Linked DNA regions of Homo sapiens: region 1 is linked to region 2. Evidence: read pairs that join two places in POLR2A ChIA-PET (ENCODE). Cell type or tissue: PC-3. All regions are shown on one strand. Region 1 overlaps SNTB2 (syntrophin beta 2). Region 2 overlaps UTP4 (UTP4 small subunit processome component).

Region 1 (8,000 bases), 78 kb before region 2:
TATGTATAATCTTATCTGCTGAGGGGTTAATTCAGCTAAATTTCTTATTAAAACAAACCTGCCATAAAAGCAAAATTCTCCTTAGTAAACAATTATAAGCTTAAACAAATGGCTTCTGAATGAGCAGTTTGCTCCTGCAGTAACATAAAAACATAACCTTAGGGCCATGCACCATGGCTCACACCTGTAATCCCAGCATTTTGTGAGGCCAAGGCAGAAGGATTGCTTGAGCCCACAAGTTCAAGACCAGCTTGGGCAACATAGCGAGACCCCGTCTTTACAAAACAATTTAAAAATTAGCCTGATGTGGTGGCATATGCTTGTAGTCCCAGCAACTCAGGACACTGACGTGGGAGGACTGCTTGAGCTTGAGAGGTTGAGGCTGCAGTGAGCCACAATCCCACCACCGCACTCCAGTGTGACAGTGGGAGACCTTGTCTCAGAGAAAAGCAAGAAAGATAAATGAAGTCTTATCTATCATAAGGAGCCAATAATGGATTAAAATATTCTTATTAGAAAGTCAGTCCTTGCCTCAGGAACCCAACATATAGGGTTTTATCTATTGCTAGCACATATGATAGGAAACAAAGTTTTTTTTTTTTTTTTACTCTTAAGAATCATAGGGTGGGCATGGTGGCTCACGCCTGTAATCCCAGCACTTGGGGAGGCCGAGGCAGACAGATCACCTAAGGTCAGGAGTTCAAGACCAGTCTGGCCAACATAGTGAAACCCTGTCTCTACAAAAATACAAAAATTAGCTGGTCATGATGGCGGGTGCCTGTATTCCCAGCTACTTGGGAGGCTGAGGCGGGAGAATTGCTTTAACCCAGGAAGCAGAGGTTGCAGTGAGCCGAGATCACGCCATAGCACTCCAGCCTGGGCAACAGAGTGAGACTCCTTCTCGAAAAATCAAAAAACAAAAAACAGAAGAACTGGGCATCTCATGCCTTTAATCCTAGCACTTTGGGAGGCCGAGGCGGGCAGATCACTTGAGATCAGTAGTTTGAGACCAGCCTAGCCAACATGGTGAAACCCCATGTCTACTAAAACTACAAAAATTAGCCAGGTGTGGAGACGGGCGCCTGTAATCCCAGCTACTCAGGAGGCCGAGGTAGGAGAATCACTTGAACCCAGGAGGCGGAGGCTGCACTGAGCCGAGATCACATCACTGCACTCCAGCCTGGGTGACAGAGTGAGACTCCGTCTCCAAAACCAAAAAGAGCTACAATGTTCCCCCCTTTTCAACAACTCTCTCCTATGTGCAAAGCACGTGGATCTTTAAAATGTTTGACACACAAATCTTGTCCTCAAGTTATTTACTTGAGGAATAAAAGGAAGACATGTGTCCCCTAAAATAGGCCAACTAATAAAGTAGAAATTATAATAAGGCAAAACATGATACATGCTATAGAGGTGTAAATACAATGTTACACATAATTGGATGTAACAGCAGCAAATAAAATAAAATCACTGAAAAATATAAAAATACTTACTAATGTTTTTCCACTAGACAACAAAACTTCCACGAGACAACGAAATTTCCACTAGACAACAACAAAAAAACCATAGCAATTCAAGCGCAAGGAAATCGTTATCCGTATTTTTGTTGCTAAGTGGATATGTTCTGGACTAGCTGGATAAACCGGATGCTTTGTTTTAGATCAGCACCCTGAATGATAAACTATAGACGGAAATACAATATTAACCCAGCACAATAGCTGTGTTCAAAGGGTCAGCAACCACTCCATCCTGAACATCCAGTTAGAGTCACCACTTAGGAACAAGAAAGTCCTCCAAGTTTCCATGTCTTTAAATACTTGGTAATTTTCTTTTCTCTTTTTTGTATAAAAGAAATCCTGTAAGTTACTGCCAGGCCTTCATTGTTATTAGAGCTTTTCAGACCAAATAGGCAGAATTAACTGAGTTCAGGGAAAGAGAAAAGACAAAGATGTCTTCGTGTTCTTTCCCTCTTCATTCTTACATAACACATACTAATGAATTCCACTGTAGTAAACTCAGAACCGTCAGAGTTAATAGCAATCAACTACTGCATGTTAAGTAATATTGTGTGACACTGGTCAACCCACATACTGTAACTTTATCTGCTGATAATTTGTTTTATTAATTTTCTTAATGAAAAAGTAATAAAAACAAAAGCTGGAACAATTTGAGCATCAAAATAAGTAACAGTAATACAGGATTATAACCCACAGAATAAAATAAATATCCAAGAGTCCACAATAATATAAATAATGTAATAAATACATAAATGGAGGAGAAGGGCCAGCTCTTTCTTACAGAAGAATTCTCATTAGTAAGTGTAGTAGGCATGAGATAAATAGAAAATCATCATTAAAACACTATAGTAATCATTGTTGCAGGCAAGATCCAATGATTTATGCTAAAATTACTGGGCAAAAGTTTAAAGAATAACTGTGTGTTTGCATAATCTCACCATATTTTCCAAGATACTTATTAATTACAAAGGAAACAGTGGCTCACGCCTGTAATCCCAGTACTTTGGGAGGCCAAGGCAAGCGGATCATGAGGTCAGGAGTTCGAGACCAGCCTGGCCAACATGGTGAAACCCCGTCTCTACTAACGATACAAAAAATCAGCCGGGCGTGGTGGCGCGAGCCTGTAATTCCAGCTACTAGGGAGGCTGAGGCAGGAGAATCGCTTGAACCTGGGAGGCAGAGGTTGCAGTGAGCCAAGATCGCACCACTGCACTCCAGCCTGGGCAACAGGGCAAGACTCCGTCTCAAAAAAAAAAAAAAAAAAATTGCAAAGGAAAAATAGTAACTTTATGTGGAGAAACATGACAGTAATCAAGGTTTATATGACTAGATTAAGAAATATTGAAGTCATATCCCACCCCTGCCCAATATGATACACTGAGAATGATACATCACTTCTCTGGTTTCCTTCCCAAGAATGAGTAACCTCCATATATTCATGATGAAATAAGACAAACCCAATTGAGGGACATTCTACAAAACCACTGACCAGTATTCTTCTAAAGTGTCAAGGTCATAAAAGAAAAGACAAGACTGAAGAACTGTCGGCCGGGTGTGGTGGCTCACGCCTGTAATCCCAACACTTCGGGAGGCTGAGGCGGGTGGATCACGAGGTCAGGAGATCAAGACCATCCTGGCTAACACAGTGAAACCCCGTCTCTACAAACAAAATACAAAAAACTAGTCGGGCATGGTGGCGGGCACCTGTAGTCCCAGCTACTTGGGAGGCTGAGGCAGGAGAATGGCATGAATCCAGAAGGCGGAGCTTGCAGTGAGCCGAGATTGGGCCACTGCACTCCAGCCTGGATGACAGAGCGAGACTCCGTCTCAAAAAAAAAACAAAACTGTCACAGATTGGAGGAAACAAAGGAAACATGACAACGAAGTGTAATGTGGGATCCTGGAACAGAAAAAGGACATTACTGGAAAAATGGGTGAAAACCATAAAGAGACTGTAGTTTAATAATATCATACTAATGTTGGCTGGGTGTGGTGGCTCATGCCTGAAATCCCAGCGCTTTGAGAGGCTGAGGTAGGTGCATTACCTGAAGTCAGGAATTGGAAACCAGCCTGGCCAACATGGCGAAACCTTGACTCCACTAAAAATACAAAAATTAGCCAGGCGTGGTGGCTGGGGCGCCTGTAATCTCAGCTACTTGGGAGGCTGAGGCAGGAGAATCGCTTGAACCCAGGAGGCAGAGGTTGCAGTGAGCCAAGATCACACGACTGCACTCCAGCCTGGGCAACAAGAGCAAAACTCTGTATCAAAAAAAAAAAAAAAAAATTCTTAGTTTTGATAATGGTTATGCAAGATGTTAACATTCGGGGAAACTGGAAACTCTGTATTATTTCTATAACTTTTAAGTCTAAAAGCAAAAGAATTGTAAGTAATAAGAACAAAACGGCTGGGCGCAGTGGCTCACAAGTACTTCAGGAGGCCGAGGCAGGTGGATCACCTGAGGTTAGGAGTTTGAGACCAGCCTGGCCACTGTGGTGAAACCTCATCTCTACTAAAAATAAAAAAAAATTAGCTGGGCATGGTGGCATGTGCCAGTAATCCCAGCTACTCGGGAGGCTGAGGCAGGAGAATTGCTTGAACCTGGGAGGCAGAGGTTGCAGTGAGCCAAGTTCGCACCACTGCACTCCAGCCTGGGCAACAAGAGCAAAAACTCCCATCTCAGAAAAAAAGAAAAGAAAATAACAAATCACAGAAAATCTGGAAAAGAGATAAAATAGTCATCTTTATTACTAATAAAACGTATCTTTCCTTCTAGTCTTTTTGTCTATGTATTTTGTGTCTAGGCATTTTAATAGCTATAATCATACATAGAATTTTTATCTTGCTTTTTAACACATCTTATAAAATCTTTTTTTTTTTTTTTTGAGATGAAGTCTCACTCTGTGGCCTGGGCTGGAGTGCAGTGGCATGATCTCAGCTTACTGCAACCTCCACCTCCCAGGTTCAAGTGATTCTCCTACCTCTGCTTCCCAAGTAGCTGGGATTACAGGCACACACCACCACGCCCAACCAATTTTTGTATTTTTAGTAGAGACGGGGTTTCACCATGTTGGCCAGGCTGATGTCGAATGCCTGACCTCAGATGATCTACCCACCTTGGCCTCCCTAAGTGATGGAATTCCAGGCATGAGTCACCGCACCAGGCTGGTAGCCTTTTAAATATTACTTGATTGTGCTTTGTAAAAGCTATACTTATCATTTAAAAGACAAATATTAAAAAATTTACAGTTGATATTTTTTATGTTGTACGTCAAGGAAAAGCAGAAATAATAGAAAATAACTATTGCAAGGAACTTGCGGTATGAGATAATTAATTTAAAACGATGCCATAAATAATTGTGATTTAAAAACCAGTTTGCTTTTCTGGACTATCTAGGAAAAGATCTTTTGGAAGTTTTAAAACAATGTTGTTCATGGCAAATAATACCTAAACATTTGAGTTTAAATGTCAAGTATGCAGTGTCAACAAAGACTCAAGCTTTGTGCTATTTTGCAACCAGAGGCTTCAGTAGGTTTTGTTTTGCTTTGCTTTGTATCTATCAGCTCATACCTGAGTTCCATGAGTCTTCTAATAGAGACAGGTATTATAGGTATTAACCAAGATCTGAATTCAAGCCCTTGATACACCACTTATTTGCAAAGAGAATTGTTCTACACTGACATAACAAATTTCCTTTTTTTGAGAGAGAGTCTTATTCTGTCATCCAGGCTGGAGTACAGTGGCATTATCTGGGCTCACTGCAACCACCACCTCATTGGTTCAAGCAATTCTCGTGTCTCAGCCTCCCGAGGAGCTGGGATTACAGGCGTGCGCCACCATGCTTGGCTAATTTTTGTATTTTTAGGAGAGAGGGGGTTTTGCCATGTTGATCAAGTTGGTCTCAAACTCCTGACTTCAAGTGATCTGCCCACGTCAGCCTCCCAAACTGCTGGAATTACAGGTGTAAGCCACCACGCCCTGTCTGACATAATGAATTTCTTATACAGAAGTTTCAAGATTTTTGGTAGAAAATTTCCAGACATTCTATTAGTTTCTTATAAGTAAAACAGAGAAAACAGTACCTATAAAACTCAGGAATGAGATAAAAATTTCAGAGAATTTTTCAAAAGAAACACATCATCCATCACTAGAAAATCATGTATCAAGCATTTATTACATTGTAGAAGCAATGTGTTAGGTGTTCAGGAATTTAGGTTTAGAAGGAAGTGGGACATGTAAACACTAAATGCAATGGAGTATGTAAGTGTGAACTATCAGTATTTGTTACTACAAAGTTTACTTTTAGTTTTGAATGTTTTAAACCTTTGTATTCATTTTTTTTAAAACATGAAATGGCCACAATAAGCGTTACTATATTGTATTTGTAAACGTTCTTCAAATCTGACTTTCTTACCAGAATCAAAAGGCTACATACTGTGTGAGTCCACATATATGACAATCTGGAAAAGGCAAAACAATAAAGGCAGAAAACAAAGTAGTGGTTGCTAGAGACTGGCTCTTGTTGGAGAAAAGGACTAACTACAAGTGAGGAACAGGGGAACTTTTGGGGGTGATAGAAATATTATGTATCTTAATTGTGGTGACAGTTATAGACCGTATATACCCATCAAAACACATAGAACTGGGCCAGGCACAGTGGTTTATTCCTGTAATCCTAGGGCTTTGGAAGGCTGAGGCAAGTGGATCGCTTGAGGCCAAGAGTTTGAGACTAGCCTGGGCAATATAGGGAGACCTTGTCTCTAAAAAAAATTTTTTTTAATTAGCCAAGCATGTGGTGGCATGCATCTTTAGTCCCAGCTACTAGGAAGGCTGAGGCAGAAGGATTGCTTGAGCCCAGGAGTTCAAGGCTGCAATGACCTATGATTGTGCCACCGCACTCCAGCTTGGGTGACAGAGTAAGACCCTGTCTCAAAAAAAAAAACAAAACATGGAACTGTACGCCTAAAGAGTGGATGTTACTGTATGTAAATTATATCTCAATAAATCTGACTTTCTTGGCCAGGCGCAGTGGCTCACGCCTGTAATCCCAGCACTTTGGGAGGCTGAGGCGGGAGGATCAGAGGTCAGGAGATCGAGACCATCCTGGCTAACATGATGAAACCCCGTCTCTACTAAAAATACAAAAAATTAGCCGGGTGTGGTGGCGGGCGCCTGTAGTCCCAGCTACTCGGGAGGCTGAGGCAGGAGAATGGCGTGAATCTGGGAGATGGAGCTTGCAGTGAGCCGAGATCATGCCACTGCACTCCAGCCTGGGCAACGAGTAAGACTCTGTCTCAAAAAAAAAAAAAAAAAAAAAAAAAATCTGACTTTCTTGCATTGGAACATACATTTTCTAAATACTTACATAAAACCATCAAGAGGCTTAAGTAAGTTATGGGTACCTTCGCTTAAAAATGCAAAACCTGGAGTTGGGCACAGTGGCTCATGCCTGTAATTCCAGCACTTTGGGAGGCCAAGGCAGGCAGATCATGAGGTCAGGAGATCAAGACCATCCTGGCCAACATGGTGAAACCCCCGTTTCTACCAAAAATACAAAAATTAGCTGGGCGTGGTGGCACGTGCCTATAATCCCAGTTACTCGAGAGGCTGAGGCAGGAGAATTGCTTAAACCAGGGAGTCGGAGGTTGCAGTGAGCCAAGATCGCGCCACTGCACTCCAGCTTGGTAACACAGTGAGACTCCATCTCCAAAAACAAAACAAAACAAAACAAAACAAAACAAAACAAAACAAAACAAAATAAAATAAAATCTGGTTTCTATGACTATTGCGTACAAACTATTAAATAATTGAAGAAATTTACAACCAAATGAGACGGACTTTTTAAATATACTAGAATCATATTCACTGCCTCAGAGAACTGAGTTATTTTCTTTCCCCCTCTTGCACTATTACTGACTCATAGCATGGACTTGAGCAAATTATTTAGTCTCTAGGCTTGTATTCTAATCATATGTGTAGTAATGACTATTAACTGCCATTACATGCACTTAAGATTCTCAGCTAAACATAAATCATCACATTCTGCAATACTATTTGTTCTGCCTTTGGAGGGACTGCCTCATATTCCAGAGATATATTAGAATGTTCTTTGAGTTGACATCTCCAGTGATCCAGCCATTAAATTAACATCTCCCTATTCCCCAGCTCTTCCATGATGGCCCTTGATGGTCCTGATCTAATTTTCCTTAGGTTATTTAATCTTTCCTAATATCAATCAACTGTAGTTCCATGGTTCATAATATGGTATTTATGGCTAAACAATGAAAAGTTCCTGAACCAGACCTGATGTCTTACAGGTACTGCAAACTTAACAAGTATGTATTAGACACTTGGATGGCTAATCCAATACCCACTCCCAATCCTCCTCTCTCTCCTATCTATCTTCACCATAAAGTTAAATACTCACTTCTCCAATGCCCCTTGCAGTTACTGGTAACCATTCCACTAGTTATGGCCAACAAGA
Region 2 (8,000 bases):
TTCAAGCCATTCTTCTGCCTCAGCCTCCTGAGTAGCTGGGATTACAGGCGTGCGCCACCATGCCTGGTTAATTTTTGTATTATTAGTAGAGATGGGGTTTCACCATGTTGTCCAGGCTGGTCTCAAACTCCTGACCTAGGGGATATACCCTCCTCGGCCTCCCAAAGTGCTGGGATTACAGGTGTGAGTCACCGTGCCCAGGCTTGTATTTATTTTTCAGTATAGACAGGGTTTTACCACGTTTGCCAGGCTGGTCTCAAACTCCTGACCTCAGGTGATCCGCCCGCCTCAGCCTCCCAAAGTCTCATCTTTAAAAAGAATGAAAGAAATAAACAAGAAAAAACAAAACAAAACAAAAAAACACAACTCACAACACAAAAAACCCAAACAAGAGTAGTAATGTGGCTAGATGTGATGGCTCACATCTGTAATCCCGCACTTTGGAAGGCAGGAGAATCACTTCAACCCAGGAATTTGAGACCAACCTGGGCAACATAGTGAGACTGCATCTCTACAAAAAATGTTAAAAACTTAGCCTGGTGGTGCATGCCTGTAGTCCCAGCCACTTGGGAGGCTGAGGTAGGATTGCTCGAGCCTGGGAGGCAGAGGCTGCAGTGAGCCAGGATTACACCACTGCACTCCACCTGGGTGACAGAGCAAGACCGTGTCTCAAAAAAAAAAAAAAAAAGTAATGAAGATATACATCCAAAAGAATTGAAGGCAGGAACTCAAACAGCTATACTAATACAGATTGAAGATTCCTAATCCAGGGCCAGGCGTGGTGGCTCAGGCCTGTAATCACAGCACCTTGGGAGGCTGAGGCGGGCGGATCACTTGAGGTCGGGGTTAGAGACCAGCCTGGCCAACATGATAAAACCCCGTCTCTATTAAAAATACAAAAATTAGGCCGGGCGCAGTGGCTCACATCTGTAATTCCAACACTTTGGGAAGCCGAGGCGGGCGGATCACTTGAAGTCAGGGGTTAGACACCAGCCTGGCCAACATAATGAAACCCCGTCTCTATTAAAAATACAAAAATTAGGCTGGGCACGGTGGCTCACGCCTGTAATTCCAGCACTTTGGGAGGCCGAGGCGGGCAGATCACAAGGTCAGGAGATCAAGACCATCCTGGCTAACACGGTGAAAACCCATCTCTACTGAAAAAAAAAATACAAAAAATTAGCCGGGTGTGGTGGCGGGCGCCTGTAGTCCCAGCTACTTGGGAAGCTGAGGCAGGAGAATGGGGCGTGAACCAGGGAGGCGGAGCTTGCAGTGAGCGGAGATCACGCCACTGCACTCCAGCCTAGGCGACAGAGCAAGATTCCGTCTCGAAAAACAAAACAAACAAACAAAACAACAAAACAAAAATTAGACAGGCGTGGTGGCATGAGCCTGTAGTCCCAGCTAAAAAGAAAAAAAAAGGATTCCTAATCCAAAATCCGAAACTTTTTGAGTGCTAACATGACACCACAAGTAGAAAACTTCACATCTGACCTCATCTGCTGGATCACAGTCAAAACTGTGTTTCATGCACAAAATGAATAAAATATTGTACAAAACTACCGTCAGGCTATGTGTATCAGGGACGTATGAAACATAAATGCATTTCTTGTATAGGCTGGGGTCCCATCCCCAAGATATCTCATTATGTATATGCAAATATTCCAAAATCCAAAAAAAAATCCAAAATCTGAAACACTTCTGGTTCCAAGCACAACCAGATCAGAGACACTCAACCTGTACTTGTACCTCAATGTTCAGAGTAGCATTATTATTTTTTGTTTGTTTGTTTGTTTGGAGACAGAGTCTTGCTCTGTCACCCAGGCTGGAGTGCAGCGGGGTGATCTCAGATCACTGCAACCTCCGCCTCCCTGGTTCAAGCGATTCTCCTGCCTCAGCCTCCCGAGTAGCTGGGACTACAGGCGCATACCGCCACGCCCAGCTAATTTTTTTGTATTTTAGTAGAGACAGAGTTTCACCATGTTGCCCAGGCTGGTCTGGAACTCCTGAGCTCAGCCAATCCACCCGCATCGGCCTCCCAAAGTGGTAGGTTTACAGGCGTGAGTCACCACGCCCGGCTTATTATTATTATTATTATTATTATTATTATTATTATTATTATTTTGAGCTGGAGTTGCACTCTGTTGACCAGGCTGGAGTGCAATGGCACGATCTCAGCTCACTGCAACGTCTATCTCCCGGGTTCAAGCAATTCTCCCGCCTCAGCCTCCCAAGTAGCTGGGATTACAGGCACGCAGCACCATGCAGGCTAATTTTTGTATTTTTTTTTTTTTTTTTTTGAGGCAGAGTCTCGCTCTGTCGCCCAGGCTGGAGTGCAGTGGCGCGATCGCACTCAATGCAAGCTCCGCCTCTCTGGTTCACGCCATTCTCCTGCCTCAGCCTCACGAGTAGCTGGGACTACAGGCGCCCGCCACCACACCCGGCTAATTTTTTGTATTTTTTTTTTTTAGTAGAGATGGGGTTTCACCATGTTAGCCGGGATGGTCTTGATCTCCTGACCTCGTGATCCACCCGCCTCGGCCTCCCAAAGTGCTAGGATTACAGGCGTGAGCCACCGCGCCCGGCTTAATTTTTGTATTTTTAGTAGAGACAGGGTTTCATCATACTGGCCAGGCTGGTCTCGAACTCCTGACCTCAACTGATCCACCCGCCTTGGTCTCCCAAAGTGCTGGGATTACAGGCGTGAGCCACCGCACCTGGCCTAGAGCAGCATTATTTACAACAGCCGAAAGATGGAAACAACCCAAACGTCCACTAATAGATGAATGGATAAACAGAACACACACACAAATATTATGCAGTCTTAGTAAGGAATGAAATACTGATAATGCTGCAAGATGGATGAACCTTGAGAACAATATGCTAAGTAAAATAAGCCAGATACAAAATAACAAATGTTATAAGCAAATTCATAGGAACAGAAAGTAGAATAGAGGTGACCAGAGGCTGAGAGAAGGGAGGAATGAGGAGGTAGTGTTTAATGAGTACAGGTTTCTGTTTGTGGTGATGAAAAAATTCTGAAAATGGATAGTGGTGATAGCTGTACAACAACGTGAATGAACTTTATTCCACTGAAATGTACACTTTTAAAATAGTTTAAAAGTAAATAATGTGGGGAGAATTACAAAACTAATGGTAAAAAGACTAAAGTTTGGAATATCTTTTTTTTTCTTTTTTTTTTTTTGAGACAGAGTCTCTGTTGCCCAGGCTGGAGCACAACGGCACAATCTCGGCTCACTGCAACCTCTGCCTCCCGGGTTGAACTGCTTGAAATATTTTACCAGTTCCCTCATTAAGGAATTACAGAAAATCGGACTTATTTCCATTTCATACTTGTATGAATCATGATTATAACTTTTTTCTGCCTAATCATCATTTAGTAACCTTTTTCACAGATAAGGAAACCAGAGCTCCAAAGGGTTTAAAGCCATGACAAACACGGCCATCTGGCTCCAAAGCCTGTGCTCTGGGAACACCACACTGCCTTAACCTTATGCCAACTCTCTTGCAGGGTCATGACTGTGTACCAGAAAGGAAAGCATTTTCCAAGGACAGCACATAAGGTGGCCCTGAGGAGCCTCTCCCTCTTCTCTAAAGACACTACTTAAAAACCATTAGCCTAAGACAAAAGTGGACATACCCAGCAGCTTAGGAACTCAAACACTCCCCCACCTCCAACGACACAGTTTACTTAATTTACAAAAAAAAAAAGAAAAAGAAAAAGAAAAAGCCAGGGGCGGTGGCTCATGCCTGTATTTTCAGCACTTTGGGAGGCCGAGGCTGGTGGATCACCTGAGGTCAGGAGTTCAAAACCAGCCATGGTAAAACCCAGTCTCTACTACAATTACAAAAATTAGCCTGGCATGGTGGCATGCACCTGTAATCCTAGCTACTTGGGAGGCTGAGTCAGGAGAATCGCTTGAACCCAGGAGACAGAGGTTGTAGTGAGCCGAGACTGCACCACTGCACTCCAGCCTGGGAGACAGAGTGAGAGACTGTCTCAAAAAAATTTTTTAAAAAGGGTAGTTTTCTCAAAGTCCCATCCAGAGAGAGATTTGGAAGACAAGGACTTCTCCTTTACTCTGTATTCTCTTTCTCTTAGGTGAAATCATTATTATTATTATTATTATTGTTATTTGAGATGGAGTCCTGCTTTTGTCGCCCAGGCTGGAGGGCAATGGCATGATCTCGGCTCACTGCAACCTCCGACTCCCGGGTTCAAGTGATTCTCCTGCCTCAGTCTCCCAAGTAGATGGGATTATAGGCGCCCACCACCACGCCCAGCTAATTTTTGCATTTTTAGTAGAGACAGGGTTTCACCATGTTGACCAGGCTCGTCTTGAACTCCTGACCTCAGGTGATCCGTCCGCCTTGGCCTCCCAAAGTGCTGGGACTACAGGCGTGAGTCACCATGCCCGGCCAATAATTAACTCTTAAGTATAATAATTACAACTGCTGTGGATTAAAACTCTATTTTTAAAGGGGAATTTATCCCACTCATTTCAACTTATACCACTATTATCACTTACGTGTGACATCTATGTTTTTCAGGGCCTTAACATACATCAAACTGTTCTAAAAAAACCTGTGATATGGAATAGGAACACTACACTAGAATATGGATGTCGGCATGTGGGATAGCACATCATTCTCAAACTAAGGAGATAAAGAATAAAGGAGCTGGTCAACAAATAAAGTCACTTTCCATGTCTCACTGCTAAAATACTCAAAGGTTTCTGAATGAGAATTCACGTTACCATTCCTCTACAATATTTACGTCATAGAAAATAATAGGCTGGGTGTGGTGGCTCACGCCTGCAATCTCAGCACTTTGGGAGGCCGAGGCAGGCAGATCACTTGAGGTCAGGAGTCAGACCACCCTGGCCATCATGGTGAAAGCCTAAACATATAAAAATTAGCTGGGCACAGAGGCGGGCGCCTGTAATCTCACCTACTTCGGAGGCTGAGGCAGGAGAAATTGCTCCCTGGAGGCAGAGGTTGCAGTGAGCCAAGATTGTGCCACTGCACTCCAGCCTGGGTGACAGAGCTAGACTCCGTCTCAAAAAAATAAAAAAAAAAAGAGAGAGAAAATAGGCCAGGCACAGTGGCTCACACCTGTAATCCCAGCACTTTGGGAGGCCGAGGTGGGTGGATCACCTGAGGTCAGGAGTTCGAGACTAGCCTGCCCAACATGGTGAAACCCCATCTCTACTAAAAATATAAAAATTAGCTGGGTGTGGTGACAGGGGCCTGTAATCCGAGCTACTGGGGAGGCTGAGGCAGAAGAATCGCTTGAACCTGGGAGGCAGAGGTTGCAATGAGCCTAGATCGCGCCATTGCACTCCAGCCTGGGCGACAAGAATGAAACTCCATCTCAAAAAAAGAAAAAAAAAGAACTACTACTAAATAAGACATTTTGGCCAGGTGCCGTGGTTCCTGCCTATAATCCCAGCACTTTGGGAGGCTGAGATGGGAGGATCCCCCAGCCCAGGAATTTAAGACCACCTTGGGTAATATAGGGAGACCCCATCTCTATTTTTTTAATTAAATTAAAAATAAATGCATAAATACAAAGGTATAAACATAGCGCTTCTCCAGATTCTTCTAGGCTGCTGTGCCCTATCTACAATCAAACAAGACGAACTGGAAGTGAGCAGTGTCTAAAGAAAATCTCCCTGCTAACTAATCTCTTGGAGTATCCTGTATTCTCTAACCAATTGTTAGGTACTATGGAAACAATGTGGGTTTTCAGATGCATTTTCCTAAACTCATCTTCCTCCAGTACAACATCAGGATCAGGAACCAGTGTTCATGGCACGTCACTAAGGCTGCTTTCTCAACTCACCCCACAAGGGTGTACATCAACCACTCTAAACAGGGACTGTACTCACGTCAGCTACAGCAATGGACTGCACGTCAGCATTAGCGATGAGATGGCTCTTCACAAGCGTCCCAGTGGCTGAGTCCCAGAACTGCACCTTCCCAGCAGAGTCCACACTTATGATAGTGCCATCGGACAAGAAGGCGACACCCCACACGATGCACTTCCGCTTAGACACGCCCATATACTGCCTGTCCACAATCATCTTATGAACAGCGCTGCCTGAAAAATCAGAAAAGCACACCTTCAAATGGTACTTATTTCTCTGTCTTCAAAATCTGCCTGCGGCCAAAGTGGAAGGACTGCTTGAGCCCTGGAGTTTAAGGCCAGCCTAGGCAACGAAGTGAGACCTCATCTCTACGAAACAACATAACAAACCCGCCTGCGGTAAGCATGATATGGTAGGTGAGCTGACTGAACAGTCAGCCTATAAATGGTAGTTCTGGTGAACCTGATCTCGGAACTCCAAAATGGTTACCTGAAGAGAAGGGGTGTTGGGAGAGCCTAACAGGAAAGGGATAGAAGGTGCAAGGGAGGGAGGAAGGGAGGGAAGAGAATGAGAACAGAAACCCCTTTGGTGGGGTGAAATGGAAAGAGACATTTGGGACATTCACTTAAAGCTGGTCAACTGCACACACACATTACACTCTGCTCTTTTCCAAAATCCCACAGGAAAGGGAGAGATCAGTGACAAAATTTGGGGAACTGGAAAGCAGACAAGTAGTGGCACTGACTTAGCAGAGCCCTGAAACTAAGTCCCAGGTCGGCAGAGAGGAAAGCCAAGAAGCCACCTGATTTATACTATGGAATCCTTGGACTCAGGAATTGGGGACCCCAGATATTCTAGAAAAGGAGTAAGTGGGGCTTCAAAGAGGGATCCGTTAACAGCTGGTAGACCCCTCAGATAGCCATGCCCTGACTAAGAAGGTGGGAAGCTCCCAAAATGCACGTCAGCAGAATACTGGAGACGTTGTCTGAGGAGGGCTATCAGGCAGAAGCAGTATATGAAAACCAGGATTAAGTGAACATTTCTCACTGAATGTTGAGAACACCATTCTTTTTTTTCCCCTTAGAATGCTGATAGCCAGGCCAATACTCACCAGGCAGGAGAATGAAAAACCATTTCTGAGGAACATAACTGACACAAAAGAAAAGATCTGAAGATTCTGGCTTCAGGGCTACCCCAAATAAGCAGTCCAGCCAGATCATTCTTCAGTGAAACCCAAGCTCAGTAAGCCACATGATGCAGTGATGAGATGATCACCAGACATGAGGAAAGCCTTTAACATGAAAGGCAGAGGCCAAACGGACTAACAGAAACAAATAAATGAATAACAGGGAAGAAACAGGCAGAGTGAAAAACACTTGACAATTATTAATAGCCTTAGAGAAGAGTTTCGGGGTGAGGGGAGGGGGGAGGGATAGCATTAGGAGATATACCTAACGCTAAATGACGAGTTAATGGGTGCAGCACACCAGCATGGCACATGTATACATATGTAACTAACCTGCACATTGTGCACATGTACCCTAAAACTTAAAGTATAATAATAATAAAATAAAATAAAATAAAAAAAGAAAGAGAAGAGTTTCTGTATAATGAAACATAAAGAGAATGCTGTAAAAAAGAAGATTCACGAAAAAAAAGAACTCTGGAAATGTCAAAAATGAAAAACTCAATAGAGGATTCAAAGATAAAAAAGACAAACTCTCCCAGAAAGCATAGTAAAAAGACAAAGAAATGAAAAATAAGAGTAAAAGAATTTCCCCCCAGAACTGAAGGACGTGGGTATTGGATTAGAAGAACCTACCAGGTGTCCAGAACAATTAATTGATCCACATACCAAGAAACCTAATTATTACATTTCATAACAGTAAGGATAAAACATCCTAAAAGCTCCTGGGGGAAAAAAAAATAAAACAGGTCCTACACAAAGGGATAACTCTCAGAATGGCAGCTTACTTGCTAATAATACGAGGAGCTGGAAGACAGCGGAGCCAGGGCTTCAGAATTCTAAGGGAAAAGAATTTCCAACCTAGAATTCTTTCTCATGCACTCTTACTCAGGATCCACCAAAGGGTAAACCAAGAAAGTGAA

What was found. Peaks named below come from ENCODE experiments on the same cell type or tissue, not always from the same donor. Only the 100,000 strongest peaks of a DNase experiment are listed, where the experiment ranks them.
Region 1: POLR2A ChIA-PET joins it to region 2 with 18 read pairs; 5 of 35 experiments call an interaction of 5 or more read pairs at or near these places.

What each region holds. Positions count from the first base shown.
Region 1 is chr16:69,218,993-69,226,992 of GRCh38, reverse strand. The region is part of intron 1 of SNTB2 (syntrophin beta 2); the gene reads right to left. Among named protein-coding and RNA genes, the nearest start is that of SNTB2, 36 kb to the right of the region's middle. In PC-3, no CTCF peak of the experiment used is centred here; a DNase peak (open chromatin) is centred at 4,642; H3K27ac peaks cover 693 bases.
Region 2 is chr16:69,141,302-69,149,301 of GRCh38, reverse strand. UTP4 (UTP4 small subunit processome component) reads right to left here. Exons shown (of 17, transcript NM_032830.3): 6 at 5,913-6,124. Among named protein-coding and RNA genes, the nearest start is that of UTP4, 13 kb to the right of the region's middle. In PC-3, a CTCF peak has its summit at 5,945; no DNase peak of the experiment used is centred here.